Linked DNA regions of Mus musculus: all the other regions are linked to region 2. Evidence: chromatin loops called from intact Hi-C (ENCODE). Cell type or tissue: heart. All regions are shown on one strand.

Region 1 (8,000 bases), 60 kb before region 2:
GTACTGGAGAGACGGCTCAGTGGTTAAGAGACTGACTAGGTTCAATTCCCAGCAACCACATGGTGGCTCACAACCATTTGTAATGGGATCTGATGACCTCTACTGCTGTGTCTGAAGACAGGGACAGTGTACTAAGATATAAAATAAATAAATATAAAACAAACATTTTTATGCCGTTAGAAATGGGAAGAGAAAAGCAGACTCATGTAGCAGTAAAGAACCAAAGACTCAACATTGTATTCACAAATATCTCTACACCTTATATTTTTTGAGACATTAGACATTATTTAGCAGTAGCAGGGTTTTGTTGCTTTTGATGAGGATCTAGGCTATAGGTAATACTTTAGCTGTTATTTTTCAAGGACAACATTTTCTTTTCATCTTAATGTTATAAAATGGCCAAGCTAGTAAGAATCAATGAGACAACAAACACAAACATAATAAAGCTTACTATATCTTGTTCTAAAACCATTTCAGTTATTTTATTGAATTAAAGAATTAAATGTCACATTTAATAATGACTATAATTATCATGCTGCTTGTTTGAGGTACATATAGTAATCTTTCCAATATATACACTTCTACTTAAAACCAAACTAAGTTTGTATAGTTTCTTTAAATATAGAACCTAAAAAATTTAAGTATCAGTTCTCATGACATCGAAGAAAATTCAATCCATTCCCCCCTACAATGAGTGTCCAACTTTTGACACTTCAACATGGCACTGTCATCTATAGATGTGTTGGGATGCACATAGCTATCCTCAGACATATTAGCCTACAGACATAACACACTTGAAAAGACACTGTCAATTAACCCTAAGATGCTGTACAGCTTCATTGTCCATTTTATAAAGGGGGGGATTCTTTATTAAGGACAAATACATCTACTCCACCTGTCTTTTATTCAAAGATTATTAATTTACAGAAACAGGAATATTTAAAATTTTAAAAAAATAGAAAGCAAGAAATATCCAGAATTGACATCACAGAGAATTCTTTGAACTTTATACACTAATACTAATTCCAGCTGACATACTCCATAATCCCACTTAATACACTTTTAAGATATTCAGTATGGCACGTGTTTTTTTACACTGTCAACACCTCAGGATCTCTTCCATCCTAAATGCATAGTGTACCATAGTGTAACAATTGCCTGGATACATGACTGACACTTTAAAAAAAAAAGTTCAGCAAACTTTCTCTGTAAAGGGCCAGGTAAATAAACATGTTAGATTTCATAAGCCATAGTCTTATGTTGCAATCATTCAAAAAAAACTTTACTTGTAAAACCTGGCAGGAGGCTGGATTTAGTCCTGTAGAATAATTTAATAAAGCATTTTTAACAGCAATTAATGTTTTTCATATTATAATTTAAGTTCTGAACCAAGAATGTTAGCTGCATGTTCATTTAAGCATTACTAATATATGACAGATCACTTTGGCTCTTTTTCCACTTGGGGACAAAAGAATTCAATGCATTTGGTATATTACTAGGAAAATAATGGAACAAAATCAAAAGAAAACAATCTGATCAGCAATGGCAAATGTAGGAGATATAGAACATGCTACAATCCTGGCCAAGGCGAAAACCTCTTGGGAGAAGCTTCTGAAAACGAATCCTCCCCTATTCCCTTTGATACTTTGTATCAAGACAAGGTACTCAACTCATCCTACAACTAACCAAAGGAAAAAACCATCTTAGTCTAAGCTAATGGAGAAGGCCCCAGGCCAGAGTTGAGAATTTACTATTACTTTCACTCAGTGTATCTTAAATGATGTAAAGACTCAAAACCTTACAAATTCACTTGTAGCAAATCTCTTATTTAATTTCAACTTTTTAAAAGTTAAAAGAAACATTTAAGGTCCTGAAAGCCAATAATAACTAAGTTTAGAAGTAACTAAAATTTAGAGAAAAAAAAAATCCTCTAGAATATCAATTACTAGTAGTACAATTTATAAAGTTAGTTACCCCCCACTCTCAGAGAAAATACTAATGTGGTACTCCTTTGTACTGTATGTAAAACCGTACCCATGTCCACCCCACCGAGGGGACTGGATCCTATTAGGTACGCTATCACTGACCTCTATCTGCTGCCCTGTATTTATTTATTTTTTTATTTTGAGATGGAGAGCTAAATTGTCCAGACTGACCTTGAACATGCAATCCCCTGCCTCATCCAAGGGCAGCTAGGATCATAGATTTGTACCACAAGGCCCAGTTTAAAACATTCTTTCAATACAGTAGAGCTTTTGTTGTTGTTTGTTGTTTTTCTTTCAAACTGGAGGAAAGCTAATTCTCTCTGCAGAAAGGCAAAGAACTATTTCAGGTTTTGTAAGTCATATGGTTTGCCATCATGGCTCAAGAGAAGCCACAGACAAACAATCAGCATGGACAAGTTCCAATAAAACTTTTAAGTTTTTAATTTTGGGATTTTCAAAACAGGGTTTCTCCATGTAGCCTTGACCAACCTGCCCTCCCTCACCGCCTATCTTTGCCTCCCAATCCCTGTTGGGATTAAAGGTATGAAAGGCCACCACTGCCTGGCCAATAAAGCTTTATTTACAAAAATGTGAGCAGGCTGGATTTGGCCTGCTGGGTTTAACTGGCTAATACACAAAACAGTTCCCAATCTTTCCAAGTAAATTAACTTTACTACTCTATTATTTCCAATGTAGAGAAAGCATAAAGAAAAGTAGTCAGCACTGTCTGGTTATATCACTCACTAGATGTACAAATTTAGTGACAGTGTTTACATACATAAAACTTAATACATATAAATTTAGAATTATACTTAAAAGGTCAACTATAAGGAAAAAGACAAAGCTTACTCATACACAAATTTATAGCAAATACCTACTCAACAAAACTATGTTATTTAAAGGTATGGTGGCTTATACCTTTAATCTCAGCATTCTGGAGGCAGAAAACCTCAGTGCATTCCAGGCCAGCCTGGTCTACATAGCAAGGTATAGGACAGCCAAGGCTACCCTGACTCAATACAAATAAAAACAAAAATTCTAGTTATTTTAAATTGGTGAATTTGCAAGCACTGTTATACACATTGTTGTTTAGTGTGGAGAAAACCCATATAACCCCCACCTTTTCCACTAATCTGGTTACTAGCTAGAGTCTACTATTAAAGACAGAAGAAATTAATCACATAGACAACTATTCCTTTCTAAATAGTTTCCAGGTTTAAAAAAAAAATACATATAAATGCTGCTATAAATAATAAACCTGTTTCAAAAGACATTCTATGCTTATGTGTGTGTGAGATGTGTTTACAAATTTTTACTGAGAATTTGCACTATACTTTAGAAAGGAAAAAAGTAAACCTAACCACTAATCATAAACCAATGTACTTACACAATCAATACTTCTGAAAATTAGTATAGCAAATTCCATTAATTTCATGGTGTCTTAGTCAGGATTTCTATTCCTGCACAAACATCATGACCAAGAAGCAAGTTGGGGAGGAAAGGGTTTATCCAGCTTACACTTCCATGTTTCTGTTCATCACCAGAGGAAGTCAGGACTGGAACTCAAGCAGGTCAGGAGGCAGGAGCTGATGCAGAGGCCATGGAGGGGTGCTACTATACTGACTTGATTCCCCTGGCTTGCTCAGCTTGCCAGGGGAAGCAAGGGGCCCTCCCCGCTTGATCACTAATTGAGAAAATGCCTTACAGCTGGGTCTCATGGAGGCATTTCATCACCTGAAGCTCCTTTCTCTGTGATAACTCCAACCTGTGTCAAATTGACACACAAAACTAGCCAGTACACATTGAGATGATGAGAATTTGAAATATATAATATACTTGCTGTTTAATATAAGTAATCCCATGTCAAGGTTTGCTACAGCACAACCTTATACTAACAGACTTGAGACCCATAGATAAGAATAGGGTATGCTCATCCTTGCAGGAACACTACCTGCCACATTCTATACACAAGGCAATTACTATGAAAAATGGGCCATGGACAGGACTGCAGAGTTTTGGGCATGAAGACAAGCCTTTTACTCTATGACTTTACATATTTCTGGGTGTTATAACTTTACCAATGTAGTACATGATTTTTTATAATTTTTAATGATTTAAAATATACATCCATAAAAATACTAAGAAACACATAGAAACTTAATGAATGCGACAGAGAGGATAGCTGTAAAACACACGAGAGATAGAAAAGAATAACTCTCTGAGGTCAGACTGGATGAGCTTCCTATTGGAGTCTGAAGTCAGGGCTTTCCCAGAACACCCTCTAGTGACTCCTATGGTCTAGAAACTTAAAATAACCTTATAGAGCAGCAACTTAAGCCAGCTCCCAATTCGGGATGTCAACAGGGTAGAGTAGTACCAGCCAACTTTTGATTTGCAGGGAGCCCAAGTCATTCAAGAGTGATTTCCTATTTCCCAGATTGCAGCAATAAGAGACCCAAGCTATCCAAGAAGAGTGACTTAATCTCCCAGGCTGCACCAATAACAGAAAACTGTTGCCTATACCCTACAGATATGCTTTAACAACACAGCTCAGCCTTCTCTACCTCAATGGAACAATATTTTAAAAGCCCTGGTCCTTAGGGAAAAAAGTTAAGATTTGCCACCCTGTTTTTAAATGGCTCAATTTAAAGTGTGTTAAGTTTTAAGTGAAAACTCTGAACTCTCATCATCACTCAACATTTCAGATCTACTATACTAGACTGCACATAATTTTATATTAAGAGATTGAAAAAGTGAAAATAAGTCTTCCAACCAGTCACCAGAGATTAAAAACCAGTTAATAAAAATACATTCTGCTCTTGGGAATGGTGAAGCAAGGAACAAAACTCAGTTGGTGCACCTATCTCCCATCCCCCCTACCCCCAACTACTAACAGCTACTAAGAGAAGGAGACAGCAAACCTGTTGTCCCCACCCATTACACAGAAATGCTGCAATGAAGCTGTGTAATTACCCAGGTAATCATAATCCCCACAAAATTAAGATTCATGTGTTTTTTCCACACAGCAAAATCTATTAAATCTACTCTACAAACATCTCTTGAGCCCCTCCTCCATTCTCTCCCGTGTGAAGCTACAGATGAGCAAATGAGTTTGTAGGGCCCACAGAGGGCAACTCCTCCTCACGCAGACAAGCTAAAGACTTCCTAATGACTACCCGAGTAATGTTCCAAAATACAGTTTTCAAAGGGATCTATGCAATGAAAGCCACTGTGGTTCTTTTCACAGCATACTGACAATCTGAAAAGGAGTCTGCATTTTGTCATATTTGAAGAAATTATTATTATGAAAGATAAAGTACACACTGGTGCAAGTGACAGAATTCTAAAGATTAAAAAAAAGCCCGCAATCCTAAACATTAGGCTCTCTTTTCAGATCTGATGGGGCAGTTTTGGCAAGCAGATTAAGCCATTATTTATGCAGCAAAATGAACAAGGCAATTGTTTATTCTGTGCTTCGTCACAGTCTTATAAGTATTCTATTAAAAAAAAAAAGATGCTCGGTCAACAATAGATTGCAGTGTCCAAGTATTCTTTTATCACATAAACCCTTGTTATCTTCGGCTTTTACATTTACATCATGCAAATCTTGGTGCCTCCGCACAGCCAACCGGGCATCTCCCTCACACCTCTTTTTACAAAATCTCAACTGTACTTTAAAAAAAAAAATTATAAACTTGACCTCTTAAAACACATTTCCAATGAATAACCACTCTTCTGGGGAGGGAGGAAAAAAAAACAAAACCACCCAGAATCCTGGCAACGTTTACAGAAACATCTGTGTAGGAACGGACTATTCAACTGAAATAACGCACTACTCCCTTTCAAACTTGGCTGGGCGATGGGAGTTTGGGAGCCCCGAAAGGCAGAAAAGCTGAGTTTCCTGGTGGGGTCTGCTCACTGTGCGCCAGGCGACTCCGCGGTGCGGGCAAGCCGGGGGGCCCGGAGGGCGCGGGCCGTGACTGCAGCCCCAGGTAAGGGCGGCCGGGAGCCCGGGCCTGGCCTCGCGGGCTTGCGCGGCGGGACCCGGCAACGCGACGGCCTTTCCGCGGCTCGCGCGTCCGCACGCTCTCTAGTAATCCAACACCCCGACTTTCAAACGGGAGGCCGGGGGAGAAGTTCTAGCCTCGCGGTCCCCGTCCCCGGGTTGCGAGAGAGCGTGCGACCTACGCTCCATGCGGCCCCCGAGGGCGCGCCGACCCGAGCCCCGGGCCCAGTCCACGGCGGCGGGAACCCGCACCGCCCGACGCACGGGGCGGCCAGGCCGACGGCGGACGGCGCGGCGGGAGACTCCGGGTAAGTGGCGTGGCTCAGCCGTTAACGACCACGGCGCCTCTAGGGCGGCCAGGCGCGAGTCCGTCTGTGAGGCGCGCCAGGCCCCGGGCCGCGGCGCCACAGCCCGGCAACTTCTGGCCGCCACCTCAGCGCCTCGGCGGGGAGAGCGGCCCCCGGGGCCTGGGACGGGGGAGCGCGCCGAGCAGGGCTTACCCCGAAAATGAGTGGCTCCTTCCCTGCCCGCCGCCGGCTGGCTGAGGCGCGGCTCGGCGGGGGCGTCGTGGCTGGCGGCGAACGAGCGGAGAGTCGGCGGTGCGAGCCCTGAGCCGCCTGAGAGAAGACGCGCCGCAGCCGCCGCAGACAGCTCGGCAATATGGCCGCCCGGCGCCTCCTCGGGGGGGAAGGCGGGGCCGCCCTGCGCCCCCTCCTCCCGCGGGCCGCCAGTGGCGGGGCGAGGCCGGGGCTCGAGCGCCAACCCCGCGAGCGTGTCTCCCGGCCGCCCCGGGCGGAATCGAGTGGGCCTCAGCCGGGGGTTGGGGGGAGAATACGCGCTGCGGGGCCTTCGCGAAGCTTTCCCCGCGGGACGAGGACGCCGCGGGCCAGCCCGAGTCCGAAGCCCGCAGTGAACGAAGCGGAGCCGCGCGGCCCGAAGCTCGCCGCGCGCCCGCCGCCTGCCCCCGCCCCGCGAGTGGAAACTTGAAACTCCCGCTGGTGCCAGGGAACTCACGGAGGGCGTTTCCAGCGCCCCCGAGGTGGAGCTGTTCCCGGGAGGAGGGGGGATCCCCTCGGCAGCCGCTCCAGGGTGCAGTTCGGTGCTAGGCTGCAGGATCCCGGGCTAGGAGAGGGAAGTGGGCCCAGTGTTTACAACAAAAAGAACATTAATGTGTGCAGGTTTTTAACCAGCTAGAAAGGCTGGTTGGTTTTAAATTTTGCAGTGTTTTTAACTTCCCTCAAAACGCCAGTGGGTATGACCCTATAATGCGATCAGGTTTTTTGTTCTTGTTGTTAGCAGGGATACTCCTTCCTTGGCGGTTAGAAGGAGTAGGCTGAGAAAGGAAAAAAAAAGTTGGAAGTAGGGCCCAAAGAGCAGCCAAACCTAAATTATTCTAGACTTGGAAAAAGTTACCAGTCTGACCATAGTCTCACTGTATCCACTCGCTAGAGAGAGAGACCGAGGCTGCGTTCTGGTGGGGTTACCTCGGTGCTGCCTGCCCTCAGTACTTTCTGCTGGGATTTAGAGTAACACTTGGTGCCACTTGTACACACAGCAATGGTTCAATCCTTACCTGCCTACCGCGTTCCGTTTACTCAATACCTCTTTCGTAAACGAACTGTCAATACAAATATAACGCGAATGTACGTAATTCTTACAGGACAAATACGCCATCTTTAGGGAAGCCTTAGACTTGCCTTTCCTGAGACAGTAGCTCTTCCAGGGACTCTGCAGATCCTTTCTCTGAGCTTCCTCCTCAGTGAGCTACCACCTTCACCCTCAAGAGACCTCACTAAACAATTAAAAAGCCCCCAGAGACTCCAGGTTAATCTCAGAAGTCTTTAGATTGCAAATTCCTCAAGGATGGGAACCAGCTGTGTGCTTTGTAGCCAAAACAGGTTTAGGTGGTTCTCTGAGACCACCAACTGAATACTTGTGGACCCTCTCCCCACGGGTGCAACAAAGATAGGGACAGTAAAAATGTCATGGGAGTCCCAAGTAGTACACTA
Region 2 (8,000 bases):
AACCAAACAAGCAAATGATAGGTAGATAGATTGATAGATAGACAGAAGAGAAAAGTTTAAAATAAAGAATTTAAAGTGACATTAAGATTACCTTATAGAATTATCTGTTTGTGGCTACTAGTGTGTTCTCTGCCCCTTTCCCCAAAATTAGGCGTGACACCCCAATTCTACAGCTAGGTATGAGTAGACACTTGCTGAGGCTCTGTCTTCTGTACAGTTCTCTAAGAAGTACCAATGAACTCTCAATCCCAAACACATAAATGGCATTTCTTCTCCTTTTCTCCTTGGTTCTTGGGGTTGAATCCAGTATTTTTCTATTACTAAACTTTGTCTCTGAGCCACACCCCAAGCCCTTATAATTTAGAGTCCTCTACTTGAGATCCCCATCTTTAAAAGAGTATTTAAAGAAGTACTTAAGACAAAAAGAATACAAAATGTCTGATTGCACAAAACAGAACCCTAACCACGAAATGAACCATGCACTCAGATGAGTAAAGCAAGATCAGATCTGGCTGAGGAGCTAGCTCAGCGGTAGCCTGCATGTGGGAAAGCTTAGGTTCAATTCCTAGTTAAAAAACAATCAGGGCTCTGTCACTCATGAACCTTGAACAAATATTTACAGTTTCTAAACCTCAGTTTTCTGAGCCTTAAAATGACCATAATCATAGTACTCAGCATACAGGACAAATTTTGATTATTTAAAATTATTCTTTAACACTGACCCAATCATGTAGAAAGGGCCTTGTTACAGGTCAACATTCATTATTGACATCTGTACATAATTACAGAACAGGGGCTCTAGAGACAGTTCAGCAGCTAAAAACACTGGCTGCTCTCCCAGAAGACCTGCATTTGAGTCCCAGCACCCAAGTGGCAGCTCACAAGTCTATAACTCCAGTCCCAAGGGATCTGATGCCCTCTGCTGGCCCCTACGGTCATTGCATGCACATGGAGGCAAATCACATGTACACATGAAAAAAAAAAGGAAAAAGTTTTTTTGTTTTGTTTTTTTCTTTTCTTTTCTTTTCTTTTTAAGATTTTTTTATTATGTATACAGCGTTCTGCCTGCATGTATGCCTGCAGGCCATAAGAGGGCACCAGATATCATTATAGATGATTGTGAGTCACCATGTGGTTGCTGGGAATCAAACTCAGGACCTCTGGAAGAGCAGCCAGTGCCCTTAACCAATGAGCCATCTCTCCAGCCCAGAAAAAAAGTTTTAATGACAACAATTCTGTAGCTGACATGTAATCCACTCATCTTAAGACATCAGTGAAGTTCTGAGGAATATTCATTACTTTCTGGTTCAATCTGGTTGGTCTTTTTGGGTACCTTATCATTGCAGGCCAACACACAGGACAGCAGCTCCCACGTCATGCACTTCTCAGGGTGGAGTTCTGTGAAGAACATTCATGTTGCTATTTACCACCACCAGTGCTCAGCTCTACAGTTATTTCTACCTTGCAAAACTGAAACTCTATACCTTTAAAACTGAATTTCCCCATTTTCTCCTTCCTCTCAGCTCCAGGCAACTTATATTCTATTGTCTATTTGTGGAAGTCTGTCTGCTTTTTAGACTTGATTTGTGCAGAATTTTATGGTATTTTTTTCCTTAGTGACTGGCTTAATGTCTAAAGACTCTTATAGCAACTGTGAGAATCTCTTCCCTTTTGAAGACTAAATACTTTTCCACTTTGTACACCTACCACACTTTGTTCATCTATTTCTCTATCTGTTCACACTTGGTTGCTTCCATCTTTAGGCTATTATGGATAATTCTATTAATATTAGTGTGTAAATATCCATTATCCATTCAGATATACTTTCCTGTCTTGGTGTATATACCCTGAGGTAGAACTGCATTATACAGCATGGGATTTTTTAAATTCTTACTCTTTTTTTCTTAGTGTTCTATGATACCACTGTTTGGGAGATTTACACACCAGGTATCATTTGATTTGTCCTTAGTTTCACAGGTAAACATGCTGATACATCTCTTCAAAAAGCAGAAACAGATCTCCTTCCTTCCTTCCTTCCTTCCTTTCTTTCTTTCTTTCCTTTTTTCTTTTTTTTGGGTTTTTCGTTTTTGGCCTTTTGAGACAGGGTTTCTCTGTGTAGCCCTGGCTGTCCTGGAACTCACTCTGTAGACCAGGCTGGCCTTGAACTCAGAAATCTGCCTGCCTCTGCCTCCCAAGTGCTGGGATTAAAGGCGTTCGCCACCACGCCCAGCCAGATCTCTTTTCTTAAGCCTAGCACACAGCCAAGCTGACCTGTGCACTGTAATGACACAGCAGGATCTGCTCAATTTCTCCCAAGACCCTCCCAGTGACAAGAGGACTCTTCTGCGGCCTTGGTTTTAGAGATACCCTTTCTGTTAGCTACCAGGAGTAGTTCTGTAAGAACTTACCCTCATTGACTCTGTCAGTGAGAGAATGAGAGGCTCTGACTTCTCCGTACCATGCACTTCCATTAAGCAGGTGTGCAAGTAACGTGGGCAAGGCAACTGGAGTACAATTGCACACAAGTCTTGGTCCCCTGGGCCTAAGCAGGCTAAAGTGGCACAGATTAGGACTACAATAAACAAGTCTGCAGGAAATACCTTTCACACTGTAGGAAATTTGGAAGAACCCAGAGCAAAACAAGCGACCCCTTCTTTGGTCTACCATGCAAACAAGCATTGTCAGTTTGGTAAATACCCTCCCATTGGCTTTATAACCACCGGGATTGCTAGCCTCTTGGTCTGTCTTGACTTTCTTTTTATGACAGTAGGACTTGGGATAGTACAACAGAAATATATTTCTGGACCATGTGTTTCATTAATGAATACTTAGCATTCCAAGGATTTTTTTTTCTTTCCCTTGTGAGAGGGAAAAACAAAACAAGATATGAAAACACTCTGTTGATCTGGTCCTAAGGGCAAGCCAGCTGGATTGCACACACAGAAAATACAGTTGCTGCCACCTAAAGGAAACATGCTGAAAGTAAGAGAGTTGGTTTTTAAAAATAATTTTAAAATGTATTCTTTGATCATCTCATGTATTATGACCACACACACCCTTCCCTCTTCCCCTAACTCCTGTCAGATTTTCTTTTTTTTTTTTTAAATAACCTGCTGAGTCCAATTAATGTTCCCAGTCTAGGCATGAGTGTAGGACCAACCACAGGATCATGGGCAACTGCCAGAGGCCACACCCCTAAAGGAATCTGACCCTCTGTCACTTCAAGGCAGCCATCAGCTATCAGGGGCTCCTCAGCCAGGGTTGGGGGGTCTGTGTGCCTGCCGCCCCCCCCCGCCCCCCCATCTGCTGAACTGTTGGCTGATGATGAGCAGGCAGCCACAGCCACCCTGAGTTCATAGTGCCAAGGTCATGTTTAGAAGACACTTGTTTTGGTTTGGTTTTTTTTTCTTTTACCAAGGTTCTTTTTTAAAAAGTTCCTTTAAAATTTTTATTTTAATAGTATACTCACTAACATAGACTTTTAACTGACAAAATAGCATGCAGTGAAATATGAGACCATGCCTGTCCTGCCTTCCCCTCCACAGCCTCCTTCTCAAGGCCAATCAATCTCTATGAGCAGTTTCTTGGGTGTTTGACTATGCGGCCCCCTGCTGGTGGTACTGTTTTATGACTTTGTGGTCCCTTTGACCATGGGGTCAGGCAAGTTGACAGAGGTCATTGGTAGCAGGCCCTTGAAGCCGATACCAGCTTTGAGTTTCAGCTGTAGCTCTCTTGACTTTCTGTCTACTGTAGTGGCCAGTATGACCAGCTACCAGCTTCTACTGTAGTGGCCACTGTGACCAGCTACCAGCTTCCACAGCCATAGCCTGACGTGCTCCTGCTGCCAAGCTTTCTCCACCATAGTGACCTATAGTCCCGGGAAACCAGGAGCAAAAATGCGACTTTCTTCCCTTGAGTTACTGCTGTCAGAAGTCTGCCACAGCCAGAGGAAAGCCCCTGGTGCACTGAGTCTCTTGTGTTTGTCTGTGCTTTGTTTTCATTATCTGGGCATATACCATGCCAGCATATTGGGATGATTGATTTGAAGAGTGTTTATTTACATCATATCCTGTTTAACTAAGATGTGACGAACCAGTCTTTTTGGTTATTGCTGTCTGTCTGTTTCGAGGTATAGTCTCACTGTGTAGCCCAGGTTGACTTCAAGCTTGTGATTCTCCCATCTCAGTCTCTTTGAGTGCTGGAAATATAAATGAATAGCACTATGCCTCACTCAAATATTTATGTTATCTCCATTTTCCAACTTCTTCTCCAGTGATAAATATAATGAAGTCCTTTGTACATGATCTTTGCATATGTGTATAGGCTATGATTCTAGAATGAAAATTATTGAGATTTTTTAAATTTCTTTTCCCACTCCAGCTCTCCCTCACTTCTCTTCCCCCTATTTTCCAGAACAGTTATGAAATATTCATTCAGTTTAAAAGCTGGAGAGATGGCTCAGTCGATAAGAACACTTGCTGCTCTTCCAGAGGACCAGTGTTTAGTTCCCAGCACCTACATTGGGTATCTCACAGCTGTCTATAATTCTAGTCTCAGGTATCTCACCCCTCTGGCCTCTAGGGACTCCTGCAGTCCAGGAGTCACCCTCACGGGGACAGCCACATGTATACACACACACACACACATACATATAATTAAAAAGAATACAAATAAATCTTAAGAAAATCTAATGACATCTATCTGCTGTTATTCACCACTGATGCATGCAATCATATCTTCTTTATACAGAGTCTGCTTAGCCTGACATTGGTAATTGTTAATCTTCTAATCTAGGATAAAGAGATATGGAGACGATGGTCAGTAGGTACATAGCCACAGTTAGACAGGAGGAATCAAGTTTTACTTTTAAAATGTTGAAATATTACAAAGCCTGGTGAATAATGAGAAAACATCAAATGCTCTTACCGCAAGAAATAAGGCATTTGAGATGCTAATTATAGGGGGTTTAATGGTTGGTTCCTCATTGTGTTTTTAAGTCATAATGTTACTTAAATTTGTTGATTTGGTTTTTATTACCTATGTGTCTTGCATGTATGCCATGTGAGTTCAGGAGCCCACTGAGGCTGGAAGAGGGCATTGGATTCTCTAGAACTGGACAAACCAGGTCTTAAGCCTTATGATTTGTGTGCTGGTAACTAAATATGGATCCTCTGAAGAGCAGCAAGTGCTTTTAGGAGCCAAGCCATGTCTCCAGCACCACATAACATCATTGTGTACCCAATAAATACATGCAACTATAACATCAATTTACAATGATAAAAATAGAAAAATTAAAACGAGGGATGTCTATTCCCTCCCCACTTAATAGTTTATTAGGGTTTTTGTTTTGTTTTGTTTTTGTGTTTGTTTTTTGAGACAGGGTTTCTCTGTATAGCCCTGGCTGTCCTGGAATTCACTTTGTAGACCAGGCTGGCCTCGAACTCAGAAATCCGCCTGCCTCTGCCTCCCGAGTGCTGGGATTAAAGGCATGCACCACCACGCCTGGCTTATTAGTTTTATTATATTATTTTACAATCACCTCTTCCCCCAAGAAATTCAACATTTGGCAAATTATTCATCATAGTTTTCCCTCAAATTTGGCAACACATGAAGTAAATATCATTTCTACTTTTCTCCCTAAACATCTTCATTATACATTTCTACTGTCTTCTGGGAATATTGCTTGCTAGATATGATAGACATTTCTGCGGCAAGATACATTTCTCTCAGAATTTTGAGAATGTGTAATTCTGTACTGGTATTGAAGAGTTTGGTGCCAGTGAGATTGATTATCCTCAAGTAGCATGTGATCTGTTTTTATTATTGTTGTTTGTTTGTTTGTTTGTTTGTTTTTTCTGGAACTTTTGAGGATCCTCTGAGATCTGAAATCTTAGGGTGGCATGCTGTAGAGCATGCAGCAGACATGGAGCTTCATGAAGTACATCTTCCCTCTGAAGTACAGAGATGCTGTACAAAAGCCTGTCTGTTCTGTGTGGTGCTTCTTAGCTCTTGCTCCAGGAAGAAGCTTGTGACTAGTTCTTTCCAATAGAAAGTATATGGGCAGAACTGATATATACAATACAAGTTCAAGTGGTAGGACTTGGACTGGAGGTAAGCACCAGGGATGCCCCTAGCTCTTGGCACAGCATTGACTTGGTTGTGTCTGTACATTCACCCTGTCTTCTGTTTCAGCCCGGTGCCTCATTACTCATCTACTTGGTGACTATATTTGGCCTCTGTTGACAACTGACCATGTCTTCACACCCTCTGGTTGCTATTATCTCTGCTAAATTGCTTTTCACCCATTAATTTGCCATCTTCTAATAATTGTCAAAATCTTTTTCTATTTCCTCTCTGTATTTATGAATCTTCCATTCTTTAACTGTTGCTTGGAGGAGCTTGGGTGGCTAGGGGAGCATGTTAATTGACCTGAGCTGTTGTGACAAATAAATATAGAAGTAGTGGCTTAAAGCAACAGCAAGTTAGGCCTGGAAAGATGAGTCGGTGGTTAAGAACACTGAGATGGGTTGGCTGCAAATGGCCCCTGGAGGCTCACATACATGGACTCTTGGTCCCCAGCTGATGGATCTGTTTGGAAAGCAGAGAGAAGTGTCGTCTTGTTGGAGGAAATGTGTCACCACTTGAAGTTTCCATTCCCAGTGAGTTCTTGATCTGGTTGCTGCTGTAGACCAGATGTAAGGTCTCAGCTACTGTTCCCTCACCGAGCCTTCTTGCCTGCTGCCACCCTCCCTGCCACGATGACCATGGACTCACCCTCCGAAACTGTAAGCAGCCATTGAATGTTTGCTTCTGCCAGTGTAGCAAACGCTAAAACTTGGAGCTCCAAGAAGAGAAGAGCAATAAATGAGTAGAGAAAGACAAACAGACTCTTGGGGTCTTTTCCTGATAAAAGAGAGAAACTTTATTTTACATTTTGGTCTATTTAAAGGACAGAACAGAGTTACTGAGTCACTGGGAGTGTCTGGCCTCATTTAGAGCATTGGAGGTCATAGGGCTCAAAGATACCTCATGGACACTCTTCCCCGAAAAGCACAGCTACAGGCATTTTTTCTTTGGCTATCAGATTGCCCTGAAGTATGCTTTAGAGAAATGAAGGCCAAGGGGAAGTTTAACTGAGTCACAGGTTCTCCTTGAATTCAGGCTTGCCCTTAAAAGGAGATCTTTTACAGACCATTTTCACAGCAACATTTTTCTCCGTTACCTTTGCTTGTGGTATTGTATCAAGACAATAGAAAAGGAACTAAGTTAGAGCATAGACTGCTCTGACCAAGGGCCCATGTACTCATGTCTGGAGGCTCACAGACATTGTTACTCTAGCTACAGGGGATCTAATGCCCTCCTCTGGATTCCAGGAGCACCTGCACTTAGGCATACCATTCCCACACACAAAGAAATAGACACCAATTTAAAAATAAAATAAATCTTTTTTTTTCCCAGCAGAAACTTGTTCTTGCAATTCTGAAAGTAGAAGTGTGAAATTAGTTTTATTTGTCCAAATCAAGGTGTTGACAGTGCCTCATGCCCTCTGAATCAGCAACAACCACTTGCCTGACAGGAAGTGATTTGGGAGCATGTATTTTAACTCATGGTTTTACAGTCCATCATGACACAGAAGGCACAGTGGCAGGAACAGCTCAAGATGGTGGCAGTAGGAGTTAGGAGCTGTGTGCTCCCTGGACCAGGAGCCAGAAGGAGCGCTGCAGTGTGGCTGTTAGCCTTACCTTGCATTAGCTTCCTCTTCTTAAAGCTTTTAGAACCAATGCCACTGTTTGGGACCAAACACTGCTAGGTTGTGGGATACATTTTACAGCCAATCCATAGCATCACTTGAGGCTTCAGGGGAGAGCACTGCCTCGTATCTTCCAGTTTCTGGTAGCTGCTGGCATTCCTTGGTTTGTGGCTACATCACAACAATTTTCACCACAAAGCAACATTGCTTCCTCTTCTAGATGAGTTCTAAAAGGATACTTGTGGTTTTG
Region 3 (8,000 bases), 300 kb before region 2:
AACAGAGGAATGGATACAGAAAATGTGGTACATTTACACAATGGAGTACTACTCAGCTATTAAAAAGAATGAATTTATGAAATTCCTAGGCAAATGGATGGACCTGGAGGGCATCATCCTGAGTGAGGTAACCCAATCACAAAAGAACTCACATGATATGTACTCATTGATAAGTGGATATTAGCCCAGAAACTTAGAATACCCAAGATATAGGATATAATTTGCAAAACACATGAAACTCAAGAAGAATGAAGACCAAAACATGGACACTTTGCCCCTTCTTAGAATTGGGAACAAAGCACCCATGGAAGGAGTTACAGAGACAAAGTTTGGAGCTGAGACAAAAGGATGGACCATCTAGAGACTGCCATACCCGGGATCCATCCCATAATCAGCTTCCAAACGCTGACACCATTGCATACACTAGCAAGATTTTGCTGAAAGGACCCTGATATAGCTGTCTCTTGTGAGACTATGCCCAGGCCTAGCAAACACAGAAGTGGATGCTCACAGTCAGCTATTGGATGGACCACAGGGCCCCCAATGGAGGAGTTAGAGAAAGAACCCAAGGAGCTAAAGGGATCTGCAATCCTATAGGTGGAACAACATTATGAACTAACCAGTACCCCCTGAAGATCGTGTCTCTAGCTGCATATGAATCAGAAAATGGCCTAGTCGGCCATCAGTGGAAAGAGAGGCCCATTAGTCGTGCAAACTTTATATGCCTCAGTACAGGGGAACGACAGGGCCAAGAAGTGGGAGTGGGGGGGGGAGCGTGCGGGGGGGGGGGGGACTTTTGGGATAGCATTGGAAATGGAAATGGAAATAAAATAAATACCCAATTTAAAAAAATTAACTAAAAAAAAAAGAACCCTGCTGCTTCCAGATCCAGATTGTGCCCTCCCCTACCCCTCCCCACTTCCCTCCCCTACCCCTCCCCACTTCCCTCCCCTACCCCTCCCCACTTCCCTCCCCAACTCCCATGGCAACACAAGCCAGGATCCCACCATGGTCTCAGAGGACAGTTCCGTGTCCTAGTCACCTGGTGGAGGACTGGTGTTTGCCTCAAGCTCAATTCTTTCAGGGAATGTTAGGCTCCTAATTGTTCAGATGTTCACAGGTCAGAGCACATAGCATAGATGTAGCCTTTCTCCTCTCTGCCACCTACTGACCCACACGTGACCCAGAAGCCATTACCTGCAACGACCCTGGGAGCAGGAAATAATAGTTTTTAATTAATAAAGCTGGTAGCCTGGTAATGCTGTAGAGGAGGTGGGAAGGGGAGAGGAAGGGTGCAGAAGTTCTTCATCAACTTTGAGAAAACAAACAAGGTAGCGTTTGTGTTCCTGGGTTCAGAAGAGAGAACAGAGAGAAGAGGAAATGGCACGCACTGAGTGTCTACCATGTTCCATGCACTTGTTAAGTTATTCAATGTTTTTAAGTGACGTAGAGCTATTCTTAACCTCTACCTGGTGAAGGATTGCCTTAGAAAGATGGGCAAGAGAGAAAACAAGAGGAAAATGGCTCTCCAACCCCAGCATGGGCAGAAGTCTTGCTATCAACTAAGCCACCACAGTCCTTACAGCTTTCAATTTTTTCTAAAGAGCCTGGCACCAATGTTCACTTTAAACAAGAGCCAACAATTGTTTAATTAGGAAGCTAGAGGGATAGCTCAGCAGCATTCCCTGGTCTTTCAGAGGACCAGGGTTTGACTCAAAGCACCCACATGGTGGCTCAGAACTATCCAGAGCTTCATTTCCATGGGATCTGAGTCTCTCTTCTGGTCCCTGATGGCACCAGGCACATATGTGGTGCACATTCGTATGTGTAGGCAAACACTTGTACACATAAAGTTTGTAGAAATTATTTAATCAGGCAATTATATAATGTCCTTTTGAAACATTAAGAACATGGTGGCATGTATGTTTAATCCCAGCACTTGAGAGGCAGAAGTAGGTGGATCTCAGTGAGTTCAAGACTGGCCTGTTCTACATCGTGAGTTCCAGAACAGCCAGAACTATGTAGAGAAACCCTGTTTCTAAAATATATATTTAGAGAAAATATATAGACTTTTATATATCGCAGAGATATACACATAATATATGTATCACAGACTATATATTTTCTAAGGCATACAATTCTTTTCTTCTCGACATATAATTCTTTAAAAGTGAATCTGTGTTGGTAATGTTAAAGCCAAAATCTTTTAGTAAATTTTGCAAACTATGAATATGAGGAAGCACAAACGACTTCCTTAGCCAGTCCACCTCCTGCTAGGGCTTTCTCCCCCTGCCTGGTGGTAAATTACATAAGTTATGAGGGAAGAAAGACTACAGGGGAGCAAGTTTGTATACATTAACATGATGATAATGTTTACTTCTGCACAGGGGGCTTTTTGGCATTTAATAATTTTTATTTCACTTACCTGTTTTTCACAATAGTTATGTATTGCTTGGGTAAATGAGAAAGATAAACATAAGAAATAAATAGAGAGCTAATGTTAAAGAAAAATGTCATTCAACCTTCTTTGCCCATAGCCTAGTGTCTGAAGAAAAAAAGAACTGCAAAATTTTGATTAAACAGGACACAAAACACACACATACACACACACACACACACACACACACACACACACACACCAGAACACAAAAAAGAAAAAACACAAAAGAATAGGTTCAAATCAGTAATTTGGCTAATGAGCCCATGCCAGTCTACTCTCAGCATAGCTCCTTTACTCTGGACCACATGGCTTTCGCATGTGTCATCCTGGGTGAGACTGTCTTATCCCCCATAGTCTCCAGTGTTTCTCCGGGTCCCAGTCAACATGTTGCCTCCTCAGCTTTGCCTGACCAGCCCACGCCTCATGAAGAGTGAGAGCAGTCACACCGCTGTGTGCCCTTCTTGTCCTTAGCCTTACTGCCCTGACTCAGCCCCTGCATTGCTGCCTTCACTGGGAAATCTGTCATGACTTGCCCACACACACACACACACACACCTATGTGTTTAAGGGTTCTTTGCATTATCTTTTCTTCCTTTCTCAGTATGACACAAGATCTATGAAGGAAAGAAGATATCCACCCTCACAGTTGTGTCTCTATCTGTCACGTGGTTAACACTCAGCACATATGTAAATGAATAGCCCAGCACAGGACACAGAGTAGTCACCCCATTTCTTGGGTTAGGCAATGACAGGGGTGACTTGTCGTAAGCACACAGCCAGAGCGCAACTTCAGTCCTTTCATTTCAATCTGAGATTTGAGTGGGACTGCCTTCCAGTTAGGCAACATTAACACTCTGGATAATCCCTGTGCCTCTACGTCTTCATCTGTAAAGTGAGGGTAGGAAAGAGGAGAAGATATCAAGATTGCTAAGAGGATCGGATGTGTTACGATGTAAAAGGGCTTAGCACAGGTCTTGCTTTAGAGTGAACATTAGATGCCCCCCCCCCCAAACACGTATGTCTTAAAGGTTCGATCCTCAGAGTGGAACTATGGGGAAATAGTAGACGTTTTAAGAGAGGTCTGGCTGGAGGCTTTAGGTAATTGAGGGTGTGTTCTCAAGGGGACTACGGCATGCTTGTCTCTCTGTCGCTCAGTTGTAATGTAGTTAGAGATCACCACAGAGCTGCTACCATGTGCAGCGCCTCATCCACACAGCACAGCTGAGGTTCATCTCTTCAGAGACTAACTCCAAGACTAGGGGCCCAAATCAGCTTCTCTAAGTTTAGTGTCTCAAATCAAGCTTCACTGTGCAGGTAACCCCTGGGCAACTCTACTGAACTCAGCACATCAGCTAAGGTCATCCCACAATCTGGGCTTGTTTGTTTTTTGGTTTTTGTTTTGTTGTTGTTGTTGTTGTTGTTGTTGTTGTTGTTTTGGTTAGACTTGGTTTGTTACAGTGGTTCCTTCTCTTTTCTTTTCATACCGTTTCTTTTCAAAACCATAGGTGTTTCATGCATTCTTTATAGTATAGAATTCTAAAAATATTTTTGGAAAAGACTGTTTTTAAGTCACCTTAAAGCAATTTGAATTGTAAACTGCGGTTTACCTCCGCCCCTACCTACAGGCTAGGGAAACTCCTTTTTATCTCACCTTCTCCACACACTGCTCCACAGTCTCTAAGGAACATCTTTACCTGACAGAGAGAATTGCAGAAAGTCAGAGCTGTAGTTCCCTGAAGAGATGGTAATCTGCATAACTTTTCCAGCAAAGGAGAAATAGCAAAAGAACAACCTAAAGATAAGGACAAATGTTTGGTGTGAGGGAGCCGTTGTGAAATGGGACGCTGAGGGCTGGTGGACAGAATGTTACTGGCTCTTCCTGACCCAGAACAATCCAGAAATGAGTAGCCTGACTCTGTTGAGCAAACTTCCCTAAACAACTTTCACTTCTCCTCAGAGCTGGAAATGTAACGGCTTCAACTCCACATTAGGAGATCCAGAGAGTCTGATGCAGTTCTAGTGGGAAATATCTCATCCCGCAGAAAAGACGCAGGTTGCTAGGAGATGGCACATCTTGATGGAAGCTCAGCTCGAGACTGTTCTTAATGAGTCTATGATGCATTGAGCTCAGAAGAACCAGGGAGCTTTACAGTACAGAAGATCAAGAGAATGGAAAAGGAGATGGGGACAGCCAAAGTAAAGAAACAGACGTTCCACCACAAGGTATCTGAATGGCTCTTTACCCAGGTCCCTTCGAAGAGCCGTGGAAGTGGACCTGTTCCTTCGGTTCTGAAGACACCTTATGAACACTTATGAATGTTGTTACCAAGTTTACCTGAAAACTTTACTGAAACCCTGTTTCTTTCTAACTTTCTTCATTCTAACTTTTCTTCATTCGGCAAGGCAAACTCTGACCACTAGATGGCACTGCTCCACAGATTTGTAATGAAATGGCTTCAGGCTCCCACACTTGTATTTATGACTACAAAAGTGTGGTTTTGCACCTTTTCTCTTAGAAGCATTGATCGATCGTCAGCCCAATAATCTTGCCTTCGTAGCCTGCTTTGTGTACTCTACTGGCTTTGAAGCTGTGAAGTTGGAAAGAGTTCTGTGCGCGGAAATGTGTCTCTCCGAGATACATTTACAACAGTCGCGCCTACCAGGCTGCAGAGATTACCTCTAGCAGTGGGGACCTGAATCCTCCCTCGTAGTTCCTGCAAACAGGTCAGAAGTACGGCCCTCTTCTTTCCTCCAAGGGGAAGGGGTGAGGGGATGCATTTCCAAAATATTCATTGGATGTTAGTTTACAGAAACACGGAAGCCCAGTACCTTAAATTTTGTACTGGCTAAGATTTGTATCTCAATAATGTGTCAAGCTGGACAAAACGTGTCATATTGGCACCCACAATAAATAAAGAAAAGAAAAAAATAAGAAAAATTTTTGGAAAATAAAATGAAAAATTTCTGTTTCTGTGAGCACTTAGGTATTTCAAGAAAACGTGATTTCTTTAGTTATCTAAAGCTCCCTGAACAAATAAAAGTACAAAACCAAATCAGAGGAAAGGGGAGAAAGCGAGCTATCTACAGGTCATGAGACAGGAGGGACAGGAGGAGTACTACACTCCGCTGCAAGTTTTAAGGTAACAAATCCTTGCGGGGCAGTGGTGGTGCACGCCTTTAAGCCCAGCACTTGGGAGGCAGAGGCAGGTGGATTTCTGAGTTCGAGGTCAGCCTGGTCTACAAAGTGAGTTCCAGGACAGCCAGGGATATACAGAGATATATTTATTTAAAATATATATATATATATTTGTGTGTATTGTAGATTCAAATCCAGCTGTAAGAAATGATGCTGAGGTCCCTTGTATTCTGCCTACCGGATTCTCTAATACTCGTACCCGGCAAAAAAAAATCCTTAATAAATATCAAATAAATATTTCCATGTTCAGTGTTGGTTATTCGGGTCACTTAAGAGGCAAGGAAGGCTTTCCCTGCTGTGAACTCCCTTTGTAAACTTTATAAACTTTGCAAACTTTGTAAAGCTTCAAGGCAGGAAATGGGGGAGAAGGCTGAGGAAATCCAGCAGCCAAGCCCCTCCCCCAGACCTCCCTGTCAATAACTGTCACAAAGATCCCACCCCCACCAGAACCCCTAAATAAGGGCTGTGCTTTGTCTAATTCCCTGCGCTATCTGTTCCCTCCCAGGAGCATAACCAGCCACTCCTGGATTTGTCCCTCCTCTCCCTGAACTCTCCAATCAATCTCTTTTTATGAGATTGGCTGCCTGGTGTGACTATCTTATCAGAAGAAGCCAAGAAGCAATGAAAGGAAGAAGGGAAGGAGCAGGGCTGAGGCTCCTGAGCTCCTGAGCTCAGTTAGGGATGCCCTCCCCTGGGAGCCTGCACCGTCTCTGCTGAGGCAGCTTCCTCCCAGAGCTGGCTGGTTCCTGGGCTCCCATGTCTCAGGATGCCTTTCCACTGGGACACTGTTCCACCTCGGAGCTGTAAGGTTCCTGGGCTTCAGAGTCCCAAGACACCCTCACATCCGATCAGAAAGGCCAACATTTAGAATTCTTATTCATTCAGGAAATTAAACGTCTTCTCTACGCCAAAAATTGGTATGATCTCAGGTGCTAAACGGGGGGTTGTTGCTGCCTTTTAAAAACGTTTTCTACTTAAGCTTTTTATTTGTGTGTATTGTAGATTCAAATCCAGCTGTAAGAAATGATGCTGGGGTCCCTTGTATTCTGCCTACCGGATTCTCTAATACTCGTACCCGGCAAAACCAGGGTACGCCAGCGCAACCAGGGTATTGGAACGGTACAGGTGTGTCTGTGCCAAGAGCTGCTGTTGACGGATTCTGTTACCATCTTTCTCTTGAAAACGTCACAATCCCAACCCCCCAAACATACACACACACACACACACACACACACACACACACACACACACACACCTCATTCCTAAAGCATAGTTTTGCTGAACAAAGAGTTCTGGGTTAAGAGTTCTCCCTTCTAGGACATGAAAATTGTACCACCTCTGACTGCATCGTGTCGGGAAGGGTTGTCAGCTTGGAATTAGTTTTTCCTTGTGAGTGGGAGGTGGAGTCGACCTTTCGCTGATGTCACGTGTCCTTTCGCTTTCTTTCAGCAGTTGACTGTGAAGTGTCTTGTTGGAGATTTCTTTGCATTTACCTGTTCAGGATCTTCCCAGCTCCTTGAACCTGTACAGCTTACCTTTTTAACCAAATAAAGCCTCCAGCTGTTACTTCTGTTACTTTCCATTCATGCCTAGTCTCTATTCCTCCATAATTTCAACAATATAAAGTTAAATACTTAAATATCCCACAGGCCCCTGATGCATTGTGTATTTTCTCATTCTGTATTGGCTCTATTACTTAGGATGGGTAATTTCAATCTTGTAGCTCTCTGCATCTTCCTCTGTATGTATCCACTACATATGGATTTATTTATGCCAGATACTCTAGTTTTAGCTCCAAAATATCTATTCTGTTTTATTTTATATTTTACACTTCCTGGGTATATCTAGTGTTGTATCTTTGCTTCAAGTGTGTGGGAGTGGGTGTGGGTGTGTGGGTGTGTGTGTTTAAGATTTATTTTATGTTTAGGAGTGCTCTATCTGTATGTACACCCATATGCCAAAGAGGGCATCAGATCCCATTACAGATGGTTGTGAGTCACCGCATGGTTGCTGGCAATTGAACTCAGGACCTCTGGAAGAACAGCCAGTGCTTAACCTCTGAGCCATCTCTCCAGCCCTCAAGTGTGTTTCTAACTACTCATAAATCATTGTGATTTTCACAAGCTTTTAAATCCTGACCAGATAGGAACCCCAACATATCTGTAGTCTTAGGCCTGGTGTCTGTTGAGGACTTTTTTCTATTCAGTTCATTTTCTTATCTCTACTCATGGTTAGCTATTTTCCTGGCTGAATACGAATTCTAAATGTTGGCCTTGCTGCTTAGATGGGACTTAGATTGTGAGGCTTGTGTTGAGATTCTAATTTTTTTTTCTTCCGTTTTTCCAAGGCAGGGTTTCTCTGTGT

Evidence for each region. A loop is a pair of places that touch in the nucleus more often than their neighbours do. Peaks named below come from ENCODE experiments on the same cell type or tissue, not always from the same donor. Only the 100,000 strongest peaks of a DNase experiment are listed, where the experiment ranks them.
Region 1: a loop joins it to region 2, with 3 times the contacts of the local background. A loop is called at or near these places in 15 of 42 quality-filtered maps.
Region 3: a loop joins it to region 2, with 8 times the contacts of the local background. A loop is called at or near these places in 27 of 42 quality-filtered maps.

What each region holds. Positions count from the first base shown.
Region 1 is chr9:52,046,924-52,054,923 of GRCm38, reverse strand. Rdx (radixin) reads right to left here and starts at 6,983. Exons shown (of 14, transcript NM_009041.3): 1 at 6,492-6,983. It also overlaps the pseudogene Gm6981. In heart, CTCF peaks have their summits at 53 and 7,046; DNase peaks (open chromatin) are centred at 6,153, 6,733 and 6,853; H3K4me3 peaks cover 5,232 bases; H3K27ac peaks cover 3,561 bases.
Region 2 is chr9:51,986,630-51,994,629 of GRCm38, reverse strand. No RefSeq gene overlaps it. Among named protein-coding and RNA genes, the nearest start is that of Fdx1, 27 kb to the right of the region's middle. In heart, CTCF peaks have their summits at 933 (motif pointing left), 2,968, 3,613 (motif pointing left) and 7,352 (motif pointing left); no DNase peak of the experiment used is centred here.
Region 3 is chr9:52,284,418-52,292,417 of GRCm38, reverse strand. It overlaps Gm25562 (a small nucleolar RNA gene), which reads right to left and starts at 1,219; the gene lies at 1,087-1,219. In heart, a CTCF peak has its summit at 4,856 (motif pointing right); no DNase peak of the experiment used is centred here; H3K4me3 peaks cover 486 bases; H3K27ac peaks cover 647 bases.